2 separate regions of the Homo sapiens genome follow, and region 1 is linked to region 2. A link is a loop called in an ENCODE intact Hi-C map of the cell type or tissue named here. Cell type or tissue: heart right ventricle. All regions are shown on one strand. Each heading gives the region's core, and the rest is flanking DNA. Links, peaks and the distances in the headings are about the cores only.

Evidence for each region. Peaks named below come from ENCODE experiments on the same cell type or tissue, not always from the same donor. Only the 100,000 strongest peaks of a DNase experiment are listed, where the experiment ranks them.
Region 1: it touches region 2 in a loop (4-fold over the local background); 15 of 110 quality-filtered maps call a loop at or near these places.

The regions. Positions count from the first base shown.
Region 1 is chr10:70,898,504-70,907,467 of GRCh38, forward strand. No RefSeq gene overlaps it. Among named protein-coding and RNA genes, the nearest start is that of PCBD1, 14 kb to the left of the region's middle. RefSeq lists an enhancer at 5,111-5,659. In heart right ventricle, for the core only: a CTCF peak has its summit at 5,003 (motif pointing right); a DNase peak (open chromatin) is centred at 4,968.
Region 2 is chr10:71,263,587-71,272,550 of GRCh38, forward strand. The region is part of intron 1 of UNC5B (unc-5 netrin receptor B); the gene reads left to right. Among named protein-coding and RNA genes, the nearest start is that of UNC5B-AS1, 50 kb to the left of the region's middle. RefSeq lists enhancers at 2,347-3,340, 3,532-4,253, 6,246-6,540, 6,416-7,137, 7,138-7,857. In heart right ventricle, for the core only: CTCF peaks have their summits at 4,975 (motif pointing left), 5,177, 6,915 (motif pointing right) and 7,117; DNase peaks (open chromatin) are centred at 4,976, 5,354, 6,356 and 6,899; H3K27ac peaks cover 6,566 bases.

The sequences.
Region 1 (8,964 bases), core at 750-8,749, 360 kb before region 2:
GTATCCTCAACACACCTGGCCCTCTACCAGATCTGTAAACACGCCCGGCATCTACTCTGATACCACCCAACGGGAGGGGTGTGACATGGGGAAAGTTGGAGTGGAAAAACAAACTGGGCCTGACCTATTCACTGGGCCTACACTGAAAATATCTTTCTTTAGAAAATTTTGCAAAAACATATGACCATGTTGGCTCCTGGGTGGGACCCATTCAGGTGAAAACCCCTGAGGCTCAGGCTTTATTTGCTTCCCAGGAATCCCACTCCTGCCTGGGAGCCTTCACTGCTGAACCTGCCCGATTCCTGCCCACCCTATAGGTCTCTTTCCTCAGTGCTTCATTTCCTTTTTCCCTTGCTCCTGAAGGGTGAAGAATGACACATCTTTGAATCCCCTGGGGCATCTGGAAATCTGCCCTGCACTTAATACCTTCTCAACAAATGTTTCCCAAATTCATGTTTGTGTATTTCTGCGGGGAGCTGAGATAGCTACTCAGCACCATGTAAACTGTATTCAAGAAATATTGTTCAACAGTGACAACCCTGAAACGCTAACATTTATGTAGTATAATCTTTTGCCAGGTCCCACGCTAAGGATCTAAAAAGGTTTGTAAAAGCTTTGTTTCAAATCATAGAAGGAGCATGTGCTGATAGTAAAAAAAGAAAGAAAAAAAAGGGTGGGCCCATATGGTTGGTATAAAGAGAAAGGTAAAAATCCCCTCTGCCACCCCGCTCTGTACCCACCCCAGGTCGCCAGGCGGAGGTCACCACAGCCTCTGGAGGCAGCGTCTGCCCTGAGGTCTGGCTCTTCTGCTTGCTTAATTGTGGGATCTTGAGCAAGTTACTTAACCTTTTGCAATATCAGTGTCCTCAACTGTAAAATGGGGATAATAACAATAGCAGCCTTGTGGGAGGTTGTAATGATTAAATGAGACATTTCATGTTGAGTGTCTGGCAGTGCCCCCTGTATCCTCTCAACCCCACCCTGAACATGACCTTCAAGAGCAAGACTTTGCCCTCTCTGCCTGGGGAGGCTCCCTGCCCATCGAAGATGCTCTGCCCACAAGCTGGACAGGCTGCAGATGACAGGGAGTTAATACCCTACTCTCAACCAATGTAGGATGGGGGTTGGTGGATACGTATCCACTTCCTTATCCCTTGGTGGAAGGATTCTGGTGTGTTTACACCGTCGCTCCGAGGGTCCCCAGCAGGACTGAGTGATAACCTGCTCGTTCGTGCTTGCTTACTCGGCTCTCCTCCCTCCCCATCTAACCTGCTGTTTTTTTTTTTCTTAATTCAAGGTTGTCCTTTTGTTATTGGTTTGTAGAATTACAACCCTTTGTTGATTATCTATGTTGTAAATATTTTCTCCGAATCTCATTTACTTTTTAGCTTAGTGACATAAAGAAATGTTTAGTTCTTAGATAGCCCAGTCTGCCTGACTTTTCCTTTACAGTTTCTAGACTTATGTCTTGCTTAGGAAGGACTTTCTCACCTCAAGATTAACAAATAGCTGTGTCTCTATTGCCTCTTAGTACTTTTTCAGTTGGTAAAAAGTTGGTAAAAGATTTGTTAATCTCTTTGGAATTTACTTTTGGCTATGATGTGAGAAATAATAAGAATAAGAAAAGTAACAATTATTTTATTTCCAAATAGATAAACAATAATCTCATACTATTTTTTAAATACAAAGAATAGGCCATCCTTTCGCCACTGATTGGAAATGCTACTTTTGTAATATACTAATTTCCCATAATCCCCATAGCTTGGTTTCTGGGTTCTTTGTTCTGTTCCTTTGATCCACCGACTCCATCCTGTTTTAATTTCTCTAGCTTTATAGTTCATTTTGATATCTGGTACATCAAGTCCAATCTCATTTTTCTTCTTCAAAATGTTCTTGCCTATTCCTGCTTGTTTACTCTTTCAGATGAGCTTGAAAATCAGCTTGTCAAGTTCCATAAAAATCCCTTTAGGATTCTGATTGTGAATGCATTGAATTTATAGATTTAATTTGGGAAGAATTGACATCTTCATATTATCGGGTCTTTCCATCTTGGAGTGTGATATATCACCCCATTTATTCAGGCCTTCTCTATGCCCTTCAGTAAAGTTTTACTGTGTTCCTCATGCAGGACTTGGACATGTCTTGTTCAGTTTATTCTTAGGTGTTTTATAGTCAGCGTTGGCTGCTATGCACGGGATGATTGCTTCATTACATTTCTAATTGGCCTTTGCAGGTATATAGGAGAAGTGTGGATTTTGATGTGGTATCTTGTCTCCAGTCATGCTGATAAACTCTCTATTTAGTTCTAATATTTGTCAATGGATTAGAAAAACTTTGAACCAGTCATGCTGTCGCACACAGGATGGGCCTCCAGGGAAGGGGCAAGGAGCTCCGCAGTCCTGATGGCCGCTATTGAATCCACGGATCCTGTTAGGGCTGCTGTAGAGACTGCCGTGCATATGGTTCAGAGCTTTGGACAAGACAGCCTTTAGATCCTTTCCCATTCTAAGCTTCTAACATTCACAATTCCGGTGCCTGTCTGCTTCATGCACTATCTCCCAGTTGCATAACGACCAAAGCCAAGTTCCCTTCCTTCCCTCCCTCCTTCCTTTCCTTCCTCAACTATACTTTGGTTTCTACCTGCCAAGCTGTGTCAGGTTCTGGGAAGGTGGGGAGGGAGAGATCACGATGATTGCTGCAGAGATAAGTGCTCCACACCCTTGGGATGCAAATGATGTTACTTAAATCGCCTCAGACTAGAATGTGGTAGAACCCCCGTGCCCCGCCATGGGCTGGATATACAATCTACACTTGGGGGGCTACCCCGCCTCCTACCCCACCTCCCTAAGTGGTTCATGAACCCTAGGGTTTGCCCGATCCCAAAGGAGGGCTTCCACTCTCAAGGAACCCAGAGCCACGCCGCCTCTCCCCACTGCTGTCCTTGCCTTTGCCGCGCAGGGTGCCGCCATCAGGTCCTGTTGTGCTTCTGCTCAGGGAAAGTCTCCCAGGCTCCTGCCCAGGGGTGGCAGCTCCCTGAGCTGCCAGCCTTCTATGCAGGTGCCCCCAGGGAGGGCCCCTATCCCTCGGCAACCAAGACTGCTCCTCAGGGGCCCTCTCGGCAGTTCTCCCAGGGCATCTGCCCCACAGCCCGTAGATCAGGACAGCAGGGTCAGGCTCCTGCCTCATGAACCTTGAAACTGGCCCCTCTGGTCCCCTTCCTGGGCCCACAGAACTGCCCAGGGCTGCTGGTCCCCTCCCTGCACCCCCGGCTGTTTCCACCCATCTCTCACAGGGGGCTGTGATGATTGCCCATCAGAAGGGCCCAGAGTGGTGGCTTTCCATCAGGGTGGTAGTGAATTTTTTCCCCCAGGGGACAGTTGGCAAGGTTTGGTTGTCACACTGGGGATGGCAGTGCTGCTGTCATCTAGTGAGTGCCAACCAAGGAAGCTGCTGAACATCCTATAGTGCATGGGACAGCCCCTCACAAGGAAGAGCTGTTCAGCCCCAAATACCAATAGTCCTGAGGGTGGGGCCCTGGTCCACTGTAGCACTGGCCAATAGAAATATAATGGGAACCACAAATGCAGGCTCCGCATGTGAGTTTACACTTCCCGATAGCTACTTTTTTTTTTTGACATGGAGTTTCACTCTTGTTCCCAGGCTGAGGTGCAATGACACAATCTCGGCTCACTGCAACCTCCGCCTCCTGCATTCCAGCGATTCTCCTGCCTAGGCCTCCTGAGTAGCTGGGATTACAGGCATGCGCCACCAGCCCTGGCTAATTTTGTATTTTTAGTAGAGACAGGGTTTCTCCATGTTGGTCAGGCTGGTCCCGAACTCCCGACCTCAGGTGATCCACCCACCTTGGCCTCCCAAAGTGCTGGGATTACAGGCATGAGCCACCGCGACTGGCCAGATAGCTACATTCTTAAAGAGTAAAGAGAAATATATGAAATTGCTTTTAATTTACTGCATGTTATTTAATCCCAATATATCCAAAATGTTATGATTTCAACAAGTAATTGATATAAAATTGAGCTGTTACATTCTCTTTTTTCATATAAGTCTTCAGAATCCACTATGTATTTTACCCTATGGCACACCTTAATTTGAACACTAAATTTTTATTGGAAACACTTGATCCGCATTTATTTTTCGTAAAATTTATGGTTGAAAAAGTAGATTTACATGTCAAATTGTTTATCAGTGTTTAAATGTAAATTAAAATGAATTGAAATTAAATAAAATATCAAAATAAATTCCTCAGTCACAGGGCATATTTCAGGTTCTTAGTGGCCACAAGTCACTAGTGGCTACCCTATTGGGCAGCACAGGTCTAGACATCAGAAATGGTAAGTTCCAGTTTCCTCCTTAGGGAGGCAGAACCTGCCACCTCTTCCTCTCTGATGGGCCAGACTGCCTTCCCGTCAGAGAAGGGCAGAAGGAGCTTTTGGCAATAGTGGTAGAGACTCAACACATGACTTCAGTTCTTAGTGTGTCCCTGCCATGCTGAGAACCAGTGTCTTCTCTCAGGGACCTTCTGATCTAGGGAAGGAGATGATCACACCAATGCTACAGGTGACAAGTGCTCTAACAGAGGCCGTGAGGCCAGGCTGCAGTGGAGTGACAACAACTCTACACATGGGAAGCACTCACATTGGAGGGGGTGCTTAGAGTAAGCTTGAAGATTCATTAGGAGCTGGCCAGGCAGAGGCAAGATTGGGCGGGGGGGATGACCCGGATGGGCACCCGGGCAGAGAAGGTGGCTGAGCAAAGGCCAGCCAGTCTGCGAGGTTGTGGCGTGCTCCTCTAAGTGAAGACCTGAGAGCACTGAAGAGGTTGGAGAGGCTCATGGCGACAGGCTCTGCATGGTTCTGTGTAGGTTCCCCTGGGGAGCCCAGTTCCCAGCTCTGCTCCATGAAGGAAGTAGACTTGGACTTGGCCCAACTTGCTTTCCGCCTTCCCTGCAACACTTCTGTCCACCAGAAGGGGGCAGGGCCACCTCAGGAAACGAGACCCATTCTGTGGGGGGCTCAGTCAAGGTTCAGTCCTGAGTTAGGTGAGACCTTTCAATCCTCAGTGGACAGGTACTGAGCTTCAGGCCCCGTGCTGGGACCTGGGTGCACTAAGACGAGCCCCACCCCTTGCAGCCTGTGTCCGCAGTGTCCCAGGCCGAAGGGATTGTGGGGGTTTCAAGGAGGCAGTGGGCAGCTCTGCCTAGGGGGAGGCCGGAGGAAAATGAGGACCAGCTCCCTAGAGGAGGCAACTCTTAAGCTGAAGCAAGAGAAGAAGTTGCCTTCTCGGCTGACAGGGTTGTGAGGTGTGCCACTCTGAGGGGGCACAGCAAGCGGCATGGAGGTGTGACCGCGGGCATGTCTGGTTGCTGGCTATGTCCTGGATCCTAGAGCACAGGGTGCAAGGGGCTGGGGTGACTGGCCATGGCTCGTGGGGGGCCCTGGAGCCACATGCATGAACTCCATTCTGGTGCAGCAGGGAGAACAGACAGAATTTCCTTTTTAAAAAACAAAAAAAAAATTTCTTATGAAAACTATCAAATAGGCACCAAGTACAGAGAAGAGTTCATGGACCCCCATGTACCCAGCACCTGGCACCAACAGAGATCTACCAGCTTCTCATCCATTCTCCCTCCACATTTGTACAAACCTTTTATAGATAGAAATTGTTAAACATACCAAAGAAGGGAGACTGGCATAACGATCCCCACAGACGCACCAGCCAGCTCCACCAGGAAGTTTCCAGGCTGGTCTCGGCCGCCCACTCCTTCCCACCCTCAGATTATTCTGAAGCAAATCACATAGCATTTTATATTTAAATATTTCAGTGTATATCTCTAAAAATGAGAGACTCTTTAAAAACACAGGCTTGCACTACTATGATAACACCTGAACAATGTGCACACCATTGTTTTTTCTTGTTTTTTTTTTTTGAGATGGAGTCTCTCTCTGTCACCCAGGCTGGAGTGCAGTGGCACAATATCGGCTCACTGCAAGCTCCACCTCCCAGGTTCACGCCTCACGAGTAGCTGGGACTACAGGCACCTGCTACTACCCCCGGCTAATTTTTTGTATTTTTAGTACAGACGGGGTTTCACCACGTTAGCCAGGATGGTCTTGATCTCCTGACCTCGTGATCCTCCCGCCTCGGCCTCCCAAAGTGCTGGGATTACAGGCGTGAGCCACCGCGCCCAGCCTATGCATGTCATTCTTTCACTTCATGCCATACCAGGACTGACAGATTTCAAGCCCAGGAATGGCCAGGTTCAGATTGGCATTGCAGGAGGGTTGCCCTGGCAGGGAGTGGAGGAGGAAGCTGGGGGAGAAGGGGTGAGGCAGGGCGTCAGCAGGAAACTTTGATGAGGGTCTGGGGGAGAAGCAGTGGGGACGTGGACTTAGCTAAGCCTGAGCTGTGGAGGGAGGAGGTGTGGAAAGCTTACCAAGTGCCAGACACTCTGCACACAGTCTTAATTAATCCTCACAAATGCCCCACGAAGGCGATTCTATTATCTCCCCCTTTTACAGACAAAGAGACTATGGCTCAGAGAGACTAAATCGCTCAGAGTGACATAGCAGAAATAACAGAGCAAAGTTGCAGCACTGGGCTTCAAACAGGCTGGGTGGTCCCGCAGCTCCGAAGCACGGCCTCCTGCAGCCTGGGGGCCACAGAATGGGAGAAGACACCTGTGCAGAGCTGGTACGGAGGCAGTGCCCACAGAACTTGGCACCTGCTTCGACGTGAGGGCTGAGGTGGGGGAGCTCCACCCTCGGCTGCAGCCCTGTGGAGCCCGGGAGCAGGTTTCCGAGAGGCAGCCTTGGGATCGCCCTCCCCGCCTCAGCCACTTCCCTCATCTTTCTTGAGAATCAAGCACGTCTTCCTCTCCAGCTCCTGCCCCCTGAATAGTTCCATTAGTCTCCAGCCCTGCCCGCCTTCCACCTCCCCTCCACTCCCGGCAGGCCTGTTCATCTTTACTGGGGCCTGGGAGGAGCAGCCTTTCCCACCTGAGCCTCCCAAGGCCTGGGCACCCCGGGTGGGAGCTCTGGCCCCTGTGGCTTTGAAGGAAGATGGACACGGCCTAATTGGTCTCTCTTTGTGGCCCAGTGGCCCCCGAAGAGGCCCAGCAATCAATGCTTCTCAATGTCGGAATCAGATTCCTGTACACCGCAAACCAGCCCGAACTGCAAGGGCTGCCCCTGTGGGAGCCACAGGGAATCATAGCCACCCGGGGGCCAGAAGGCCCACTAGGGAGATTCGCTTATTCTCTAGAGGAGGAGACAGACAGCCAGAGAGTGAAGGACTTGCCCAAGGTCACTGCCAGCTGGGGGTGAGGTGGGCCAGGGCTGGAGTCTGCTGCTGTCCTCTTCCTGCATCCTGCCCGCCTGGGCCCCTCACTCCGCAGTAAGCACTGAGACAAATGAGGGCTGGACGGGGCTCCCTGGCCCAAGATGCCTAGAGGGGCTCTGGTGGTTTGGACTCTGCTGGCAGACCCTGACTCTCGGAGATCTCAGCTACCTCAGAGCCAGAGGGCACTTTAGATCTCACCGTGTCCAGCCCCATCCTCACATGACAGTGGAAGGGGTGGGAGCACAGAGAGAGGAGGGGTCTGCTGTGTCCATGAACCCACCGAGATTTCCTGTCCATGGGGACCATCCTGTTTCTTCTTACTCTCCTCCTTTCCAACCACCTGTGGGCCAAGGGAGAGAGATGGCCACCGTGGCTGCCCCAGCCTGGGATCCCAGAGGACAGTGGCCTTGGCTCTGCCCCATCCCCATTTCCCTGCAGGCAGGTGTAACAGGACAAAGTCTCCCTCCTCCTGTTAGGTACTGGGCTCACCTCAGTGCTCCTTCTGGAGCCTCTCCAACTCAGCTTTGGGGTGGTTGGGGGTAGCTGCTGCCCTGGTTAGAGCACTGGATGGGGAGTCCAGAGACCTGGATTTGAGTCCTCAATCTGCTCATTGCTGTGTGATCTTCGGTAAGTCACTTCACTTCTCTGAGCCTGCACAGTGGTGATAATTCCAACAGCCCTGCCTCATCAAATGGAGTCAAACCTGGATAAAAACCCTGGACAAGTGTAAGGGTGGGCCTGTCCTGAGATGGCCAGAGAGAATGTCCAGAAGGTGGTCCTTCCTGGGCCCCAGAATACTAATTCCAGTTATGTTGCTGATCTGCTGTGTAGCCCTGGGCAGATGGCCAACCCTCTCTGGGCCTCATAAAAACATGGAGATAAATGCTTCTCTCTGCTGTGGTATCGACCTCCTGGCAACAAGGGGAAGTTAAATGTGGAAGAGCTTTAAGAACCTTAGAAGAAAGGCCATCTATAAACATAAGAGATTATTAACACCATCCAATAATCATGCTGTCTGCTGACAAAAGTAATGACCCCCCGAAGCTGGGCATGGAGAGCAGCCATGTCAGCACACGGCGGCTCCAAGCAGGGCTTCCTCTTAGCTCATAACGCTCTGTGTATGTTTATGTGGGGTTTTGCCTCTACAAACCAACCACGAATTAGTTCTTCCGTGGATGTGCCCAGAAGGGAGGCAGGAAGGGCAGGGGATGATGAGAGCTGGAGCCCCAGGAAGGAGGTGTCTAGCCTGGACACCCAGCCAGGTAAGGATGGGTGCGGCTGGGAACCAAAGGTTCTCCTGGTTCTCAGTGCCCACTTCTGCTGCTCGCTGTCCTGAGCACCTGGGCAGATAGCGTTCCCTCTCTGGGCCTCAGTTACCCCACCAGGGCTGTCAGTGCAGGAAGGTGGGGAGGCATTACGGGATGTGTGACTTCAAATCACCTTCTGACTTGCCCACTCCCCCTTTCTTCTCTGTCCTGCTGGAAGCTTGGTGTCGGCACAGGGAGGTGCCCATTGTACTTTAACCCCAAGCCTGGGGAATCCCACGGTGGGTCGTCTCTGTGGCCACAACCTCTTGGCGGTGCCCAGGAGTCAGTAGCATGTCGT
Region 2 (8,964 bases), core at 519-8,518:
AACCAAGGCCATTTGTCCAACACGGAGTGCGGCAGTGACAGCGGCTGGGAAAATGCCGAGTATTTCTCAGCTAAAATTAGCCACCTACTAAACCTTTACATCAAGGGCAACCTGAAGCCTCTATTGTTTTGAACTTGGAATCCCAGAGGACTTGGGGGCAGGGCTTCTCAGGAGAAGCAAATGACCATCCCCTCTCCCAGGGGCTGGGCTAGCCAACACCAAGCCAGTCCTTGAGCCACAGGGGTGCCCAGTAAGGTACCAGGGGACAAACAGACAGACAGGGAGGGAGTCTAGCTGCCCAAAGTCACCAAGCATTGGTGGCTGACACAGCTTCTGGTTGCCCCATTTGAGACATTCTTCCTTCACCAGTGATATTGATGTACTCTGAGCTAAATGGGTGGCAGGGAATGGGGAATGTTGAACTAGAAGAAATTGCTGGAAATATAAGAAAATAACTCTTTATCCTTTCCAGAGGAAGCAGTCAGAATGGGCATCCCTATTTGCTAATGGTGGATAGTTCCTGCCATTGGGGTGGCAAACCTGGCTTAGAATCTTTCCTCTGCCACTTAGTAACTGTCTGACTTTGTACAACTTTAGATAAACAATAGAGATGGCTATTGATACCAACCTCATAAGATTGCTGCAACAATTAAATGAAATAATGTAGAAGATATAGGTATTAGCAATGGTAATAATAAAAACAAGAATGCCGCTTTTGTTCATTAAGTCTTTTTAACATGCCCAGCACTCCTCTAAGCTCATTGCGTGTATTAACATGTCTAATCCATGCTAGAAATACTATTACCCCATTCTGCAGAGAAGGAAATGGAGGCCCAGAGAGGCGAATTTGCAGGAACACAGGTGATGGCCATCATTTATTGTTATTGCCACACAGCAGGTCCTGATTCCGGCTCAGATAGCGAAAGCCTGGCACCATGCTGCTGTGTAATTCCTTCAGCTCCTTTTGAAAAGTCTCCAGCTGAATCATAGAAGTGTTAAGGAAAAGGAAGCTGACATATGTTAAGCACCATTATGTGCACTAAGCGTTTGATATTTCTGTCGGGAGGCAAGAGAGCATAGAGCCGTGTGTGGACTGGCGGCAGCACCTAGACATTTCTTAGAAATGTACATTCTCAAGGCCCACCCCACACCGACTGAATCAGAACTTGGGGGCAGGAGCCTGGGTTTTAGCGAGCACTCCAGGTGGTCCTGGTGCAGGCCATGGTTTGAGTACCACTGGCACCAAGGTTAAAGAGGATGGACTTGGCCGGGCGCCATGGCTCGTACCTGTAATCCCAGCACTTTGGGAAGCCGAAATAGGAGGATTGCTGGAGCCCAGGAGTTTGGGACCAGCCTGGGCAACATAGTGAGACCCCTGTCTCTATAAAAAAAAAAAAAAAAAAAAGAGTATGGGCTTAAAGTCAAAGAGACCCAGATTCAAATGCTGACAACCCTGCTCTGTGACATTAGACAAGTAACTTAATCTCCCTGTGCCTGCAAACTGGGGCTAATGATAAGAATACCTACCAGAAAGAGTTGCGGGGAGGGTTCAGTTAGATAATTATTCCAAGTACTTGGCGCAGAACCTGAGAGCTAGTTAGCACTGTAAATGGTAGCTGTTAACTCATTACCTGAATTACCTGCTAGCACTGAAGAGGTACTAAAGGGAAAGGTGGTTCTTTGTGGCCAGGGAAGCCGTTTAATCCCAGCTGGGGTGAAGCTTCCCCTCTAGGGCAACCTGGCGGGACTGGGGGCCCGGGTAACAGAGGTAACCCTTGCAGGCTGAGGGCATCAGGGGTGTCTGGGATGGACATTTCCTCCCCACCTGGCCTGCCCTGTCTAGCAGGGGCTCCCTGTCTTCCCTGAGCTTATGATGCCAACCAAAGAGACGCGTGAACTAAGAACTTTTCTCCGCCGCTTTCTCAGGGAAACCAGCTCTGAGAATGACGGTCTGGTGATGTGGCGATCCCCAGACCCTGGGCTCATGGGGGCTTCAGCTGCATGCTGTGGCCTGGCAGCTTCCAGGAACATGTCTTTGCTCTCTTCCCCTCCACCCGTGTGTTTTCAATGGTGATTGGAGGCCTCAGGGGAGCCGTGCGCTCCTCTTCCTCCCTAAGGAGAGGCTCTGGGCCAGCCGGGCAGCGAGCACAGTGGACGGGCTCCACCTTCCCTGTGCTTCCACTGCTTGGTAAGGGCCTGCCCAGCCTCTGGGAACCCCAGGCTCTTGGTGAGGCACCACCCCACCCCCACTGCTGGCTGTCCCCAGGTCCCCCATGCTGGCCACATGCCTTAGTGTGATGCCACACTTTCTTTCACACCTCTGGCCTCTAGCTATCTCTGTGAGGTGGGAACGGTGAAGGTGCACCTATTCTACAGAGAAACAAACCGAGGTCCCAGGAGCTAAGACTAGGGCCCAGAGTCACCCACTGAACTGGTGGCCCAAAAGTGTTCTGGTATTTCCTGTCACTAGGCCGTGCTTCTATCCTTTCTTTTTTCACCCCTACCTCATACTTCCTTATCCCTCCTCAAGAAATCCCTAGAAGGGAACTGACAAACTTAGTGCCTGACATGTACCAGGCTCATTTCATGAGATCCTGCAGCTGTGAGGGGAACCAGGCTCAGAGGCAGGGGGTGGTTCCCCCAGCAAATGGGGGCAGGATGGGATTGAAGCAGGTCCCACGCACTCCAGAGCGCCTTCTCCTTGGCTAACCTCCTGCAGGTTTTGGGCTTTTTGCTCCCCTTCACCCTCCCCGCTTCCTGGTGCCCCTCCTGGAGGAGCCCTCTCACGGTGTCCTCAGCTGGATGCCTGCCCTCTGGCCCTTGCACCCTTCCTCTGCTGCTCACTCAGAGGACATGGGGAGCGGGCCGAGCCCTGAGCCAAGGCGGCCCAGCGATTACATCAGCAGGTGCAAACAAGCAGGCGGGAGCAGGGACGGGCGTCCCTCGGGGCTGGAGACGGCACTCCATCCGCCCCACACGAGTCTGTTTCATTCCCTCCTTCTAGCTTGCATCAGCCTTTTGCAGCTCTGTGTCATCACAGAGTGGGCCAAGGCAGCAGCTGGGAGGCTGGGGCAGGGGTGGAGGTGAGGTGTGGGGCTCGCCGGGACCCTGGCAGCCTGGAAGGTCCACTCACTGTTTTTTCCTGAGAATGGAGTACAATATTCCCCCCTTACTCGAGGTCTCCCTGTCCACAGTTTCAGTTACCCATGGCCAACTGTGACACCAAAATATTAAACAGAACATTCCAGAAATCAGCAGTTCACACATTTTAAATTGTGTGTGATTCTGAGTAGCATGATGGAATCTCCCACTGTCTCACTCCATCCTGCCCAGGATGTGAACCATCCCTTTGTCCAGGGTGTCCACACTGTATACACCATCCGTCACTTAGTCACTCAGTGGCTGTCTCCATTATCAGATCGAAAAAAAAATCATCTGTCTAGAGCTTGGTACTATTCAAGTTTTCAGGCATCCACGGGGGGTCTTGGAACGTATCCCCCACAGATACGGGGACTCCTGTAATAGAAATTAGCTAGTGCATAGGGCTGCCCAGCTGGCAAAATATTTTTGTACTTCTGACTTTGGTGTTTCCAACAGCCCTGTCAGTCAAAGCAAGTAAAAGTGGTCCCATTTCTCAGAAAGGAAAATTGAGGCCCAGAGGGAAGTGGCTGCCCAGGGGTTGTCTTGTGAGTCACTGACAGCACCAACGCATTTCACCTCAAGAAGCGCATGGGATTATAAGAGCCTGGAGATTGAAAAATCCCTATAGTCATCAAGTTGGAAGTAGTTAAAGCCTGCTTCCTAGAGAAAGTGAGCTGATTCCTTGGCCGAGGAGGAGACAGCTACTGAAAGAGCTATGGAGTGATTTCTGCACTGATGGTGGGTGGGCAGGCAAAGGGACCATTACATGGCTATGGGGGTAGGCTGGAGGCAGACTGGGCACTGGTCTAAGAAGTCTCGATGTCTGGATTCTTAACCTTGAAAATTTGCTGTGAGCTTCCCACTTGTGGAACTGAAGCTTGGTTATTGCTCTCTGAGCCTCACCACAGGCATGGTCAAGAGGAGGCCCCCAGGAAGTGTTTGATGAATGAGTGAATGAATGAATGAATGAATGGGAGTGAGTGCTTGCTCACCATCTGCCTCCCTTGAAGTGCATCTGTGCAGCCACACAGGCCTTCCCTTTGGCCAGTGCCACCTGTCTCCCCATATCTCACCAGCTGACAACTCAGCTGCTCACCCAAACCCAGGGCCGGGGTCTTTCCCAGCACTGGGACCAGAGAGGCAAACACAGGAACCATGGCCTGCATGCCAGGATGCCCACATTCCAGTCCTGGCTTGGCCTCCTAACTGCTGTGTGATCTGAGGCAAGTTACTACTCCTCTGAGGTCCCCAGGATGTTCCTGGGACTCTGAGTCTACAAGGCCTGGCCTCCCCGGGGCCCATGGAACCTGAGCCCCAGTCCTGCCTTGGGAATGGAGGCCAGAGATGGCTGCCTTCCTCCCTCACCCCTGGGGACTGAGCAGGAATCCAAGTGGCTTCCACATTCAGGAAAATCCAAGGGGAAACCCCTACCCAGTTCCAAGGACCCCTTCTATTCACCCCTTACTGCCAGGCGCTCTCAGGGGCTCTTTCTCCCTCTCCTCGTGGCACCATCTCTACCTCTGTTTATCTCGCCCATTTGCCCTCTCCTTCTCATGCCCATTTCACAGATTGGCAAAGGCCAGAGTCTGGCCACTCCTTTTTCTCTGTCCTTTCTGTGACTTCTTTTATGCCAGTGTGATGCCAAGATAGGAGTGACGCTGCAGCCACAGACTGTTTGTTTGCCCTTGCACAAGTCATTGCCCCTGTCTGGCCTCAGGGTCCCCAGCTGGAGATGAAGGGTCCCCAGCTGGAGGTGAAGGGTCCCCGACTGGAGGTGAAGGGCTTGGATGCAGTTTTGAAGGCCCCATAGCCCAGGATCTGAGCTGCCTCCTGGTGGTGGTGCTGACAGCAGGCAACAGGCAAGGACTGCAGCAGTTTTTCCACTTGGAAATGTGTTTGGCAGTTGCCTCCCCTTTGCGAGGAAGGGTTGTTCGGTTCTAGAGCGTGGCGCTGAGGGAGACGGGGGAAATTTGTGTGCCCTTGGTGCTCTAAGAACAGCCTTAACCCTGGGCTTTCAGGGCGGCATGGGGATGTAAGCACTGTCCTGTCTGGCCTCGTCCGGGCAGCCCCTAGACCCAAGACTGTACCAAGGCATTTTGGACTTTTCTGGGAGAAAGTGACAGGACACTGGGCATCTTCCTGCCCAGAACCCAAACACACAGCCAACTTGACAGCATTGCCAGCCTCACTCCCCGTGCCAGCTCTGCGTCCTTCAGCTCCTCCAGCAACCTGAAACGCGTGGCAGGAGCAGGCAGCCCAGCTGGCCCTCACCCGTCTGACACGTGTGACCGTGCGGGGGCTGGTGGGGGGAGACAGAGAGAGATGCCCAGCGTGTTCTGCTTATGATTCAAAAGTCCTCAGTCAATAGCCTTTAAGGGAAAGCATGGGATATGCAACTTACATGGTGAGACCAGATTTAGGTAACTAAATATTCATGCATCTAAAAAAGTCAGAGAGGATCAACATCCAGTGTAACTCAGCTGGGGTGGGAATGGGGCGGCTTTTATTTTCATCTTTTTTTTTTCTAGATTGTTTACAGTGAGGCTACTACCTTTGTAATCAGAATAAACCCAAACATCTGTTTTCAATTAAAAAAAAAGTTTAGAAAAATGAAGTCCCCCCCCCACAACTTCTCCTTTCCTGGGAGTCTGGTGCACAGTTTCTCTTTCTGGCTCTGCTGCTCAGGTGCTGTGTGATCTGGAGCCAGACCACACCCTCTCTGGTCTCCATCCTTGAGGGCAGTGATTAGATGGTCTGTGAAGTTCCATCAGTTAGTGGAGTCCTGCAGCATGGAATTTCCCAAGGGATGGGCTCCTGTAGCCCAGGTCAGCCCTCCTACCCGCTCCTGCTGCCCAAACCCCCTCTGACTGCTCCCTCCCCCTCCACCTGCCACCCCAGTGCTTGTCCTGTGTCCCCAGTGGGCCCATCTACACCGCAAACAAGATTCCCAGGCCCTCAAGGAACTTGCCTTCCAGAAAGGCAAGTTCCTTTCTGTCCAGAAACAGACAGCAAGCTTACAAACACATACACAAAGCAGGTCATTCCAGAGGGAGGTGAGCCTGCCAAGAGAAAAAAAAAGGCATTGGGGAGATAGCACAGGGAGGAAAGAGAATGGTGCATTTTCACTGGGTGGTCAGGGAAGGCCTCACTGGAGAGGTGGCATTTGAGTTGGGATCTCAATGACAAAGAGTCAGCCAAGAGAATATGTGTGTGTGGGAGGGGTTGGGGGAGGCGCTCCAAAACAAGAGACCAGCAGAGGCGCTGAGGCTAGAACAAGCAAGGCATGTCCCAGGAAAACACGCCTGGTGGGGCTTGGAGCACAGTGAAAGATAGGTGAGTTGGCCGGGTGCAGTGGCTCACGCCTGTAATCCCAGCACTTTGGGAAGCCAAGGCAGGTGGATCACCTGAGGTCAGGAGTTCGAGACCAGCCTGGGCAACATGGTGAAACCCCGTGTCTACTAAAGACACAAAAATTAGCTGGGCGTGGTGGTATGTGCCTGTAATCTCAGATACTTGGGAGGCTGATGCAGGAGAACCCAGGAGGCGGAGGTTGCAGTGAGCTGAGATCATGCCGCTGCACTCCAGCCTGGGTGACAGAATGAGACTCTGCGGAAGGGAGGGAGGGAGGGAGGGAGGGAGGGAGGGTGGGAGGCAGGGAGGGAGGGAGGGAAGACTGGTGAGTCCATGAAGTTAGAGGGTTCTGGGTAGCTTAGGACTTTCTCCAGGGTCACAGAGAAGCCGCAGGAGGCTGTACACCACTAGAGGGCAGGGTTTCTCTCTTATGAGATCACTCTGGTGTTAAGAGGAAAGTGGATTTTAGGGGCAAAAGGAAAGGTAGGGAGCCCAGAGAGAGGAAGGGTCCAGGCGGGAAGACCTGGGCTTGGAGACTGCAGCGGGTGGTGGGGGTGGTCGTGCAGTGTGAGGCACATCTTCCAGGTTCATCTAGCAGCACCAGGTCCCTCCAGCAGCACGGACTGGAAGTGGGGTGAAGGAAAGGGAGCCACCAGGCATCCTCCCAGATGGGACCTGAACAACTGGGTGCTTGGCGGAGTCTAAGATTGCAGCTCAAACTCACCCCATGCCAACCCTGGGTCAGGGAGAGGTGACCTATAAAATAGCAGGTCTGAGTCACAGGTGGGGAGCCTGCCATTGCCTTAGGGGGACAGCAGCATTAACAAAGGCCCACCCTGAGAAAGGCACTGTGGTCCCAGCCTGGGTGGGGCTCTCAGGGTGTCCCCAGAGATAGCTGTGGATGTAACCTGGCTGGGCATGTGTGTGTCTGAGGGGGCTTGCCACCTGTCACTGAGTGGGGGGCCAGGCTGGCCCCAGGCCTTACTCCTGGATCTCGGTTTGGGAGGGGCAGGTCCACAGAGCAAGGGAAGCCAAGTGCTGGAGTCAGGAAGCTGAGACCCCGTCCCCTCCAGCAAGCTAGGGAGCTCCTGAGAGGACAGAACAATAGCTGTCCCTGCTGGGTTTTGGTGGCTGTGACCTCGAACACGCCCTTTCACTCTTCTGCCTCGTTTTCGCATCTGTAAAATGGAACAGCTTCGCAGGGTCATTGTGTTGACAATAATGTGCGCTGTCTCGTTGGAACACACAGGATTTTCAGTGCCAGGTGGTGGGAATATGCTTATTATCTGCAGGAGCATGGATGAAAGGGCTTTGAGCTCCTTGTCTGGGAGAAGAAGGGGAAACAGAATATCCCCTCCTCAGGGCCCAGGCCTCCATCACAGTGACCCCATCGGACCTGAAACTTGGAAAAGGAACCAAAAATTAGCCCCAAGACTGAGCCAAAGGAACCCAAAGCCAGAGGAAGGGTCTGGAGGGAGGGCCTTGGGGGTGGAAGTCAGGGTGGCCAGTGACCCAGTGACTCTAGTGCCCTTTCCAGCTCTGTAAGCAGCGTGGCCCCCATAGCCAGGCCCGGGCTCATCCCAGCACTGCACCTGCCCTGGGGCCTCGACCCCAGCCTCCCATCCACTTCTTCACCTGCCTCACAGTCCTTCGAGGGAGACGTTTCACAGGAGCAGATGGACACCCCCTTCAGGATGCAGGCCCCTGCCCCAGCTGGCCACCTTGGCGAAGCCGCTTCCTGTGACAGCAGAGGAAGTGATGTCAGGGCACAGATGGGTGCAGAGGGTGTGGGAAGAGGGCTGCGTGAGGAGCCACCTTTGTTAGGAATGACTTGGCGTCCCCCGAGCCCGCCAGCCCCCATTTGTCATCGGTAACGGCCATTGTGACCGCCTCCGAGGGGGCCCCTGCCTGAACCCCACAGCCGCAAGGAGCCAGGGCCAGATGGAGGAAGAGCTTTGTGTCCAGGGAGGGGTCCTTCCATGTGAGGTTGTGTGTTTTTAAAACATAATAATAAATTGGCTCCTCTCCCCCAACTCTCCCCACTCCCCACTGAGCACATCAGCCACGCAGTGAATGGGAGAGATTTTCCATGCAGTGGGAGGTCAAGTCTGGGGAGAATTAGCCGGTGTCCAGGGGCTAGAGAAAGACTGTGATTGCTGATGATAAATGTGCCCAGCGTGGGGCGTTTCTCTGTCCTCACCTCCCGCCTGACTCCTCCCCTCCCTGTCCTGAGCCAGTCAGCCCTGGAGACACACAGCCCTGCATGGCTACAGATGCCCACCCCTGGTGGAAGCCTGGGGGTCCCAGGCCTGTGGACAAAAGCCAGCGGTGGGGGTTTCAAGGCCTTCCCTACCAGACCACAGCAGCCTCCCTCTGAGGTCTCCGCCCTGGGCAACAGGGCTGACCGGAAGTGGACCCGGCTGAGATGGATAGCAGGAATTTCCATCCCAGGCATGGGAATCACAGAGCCCA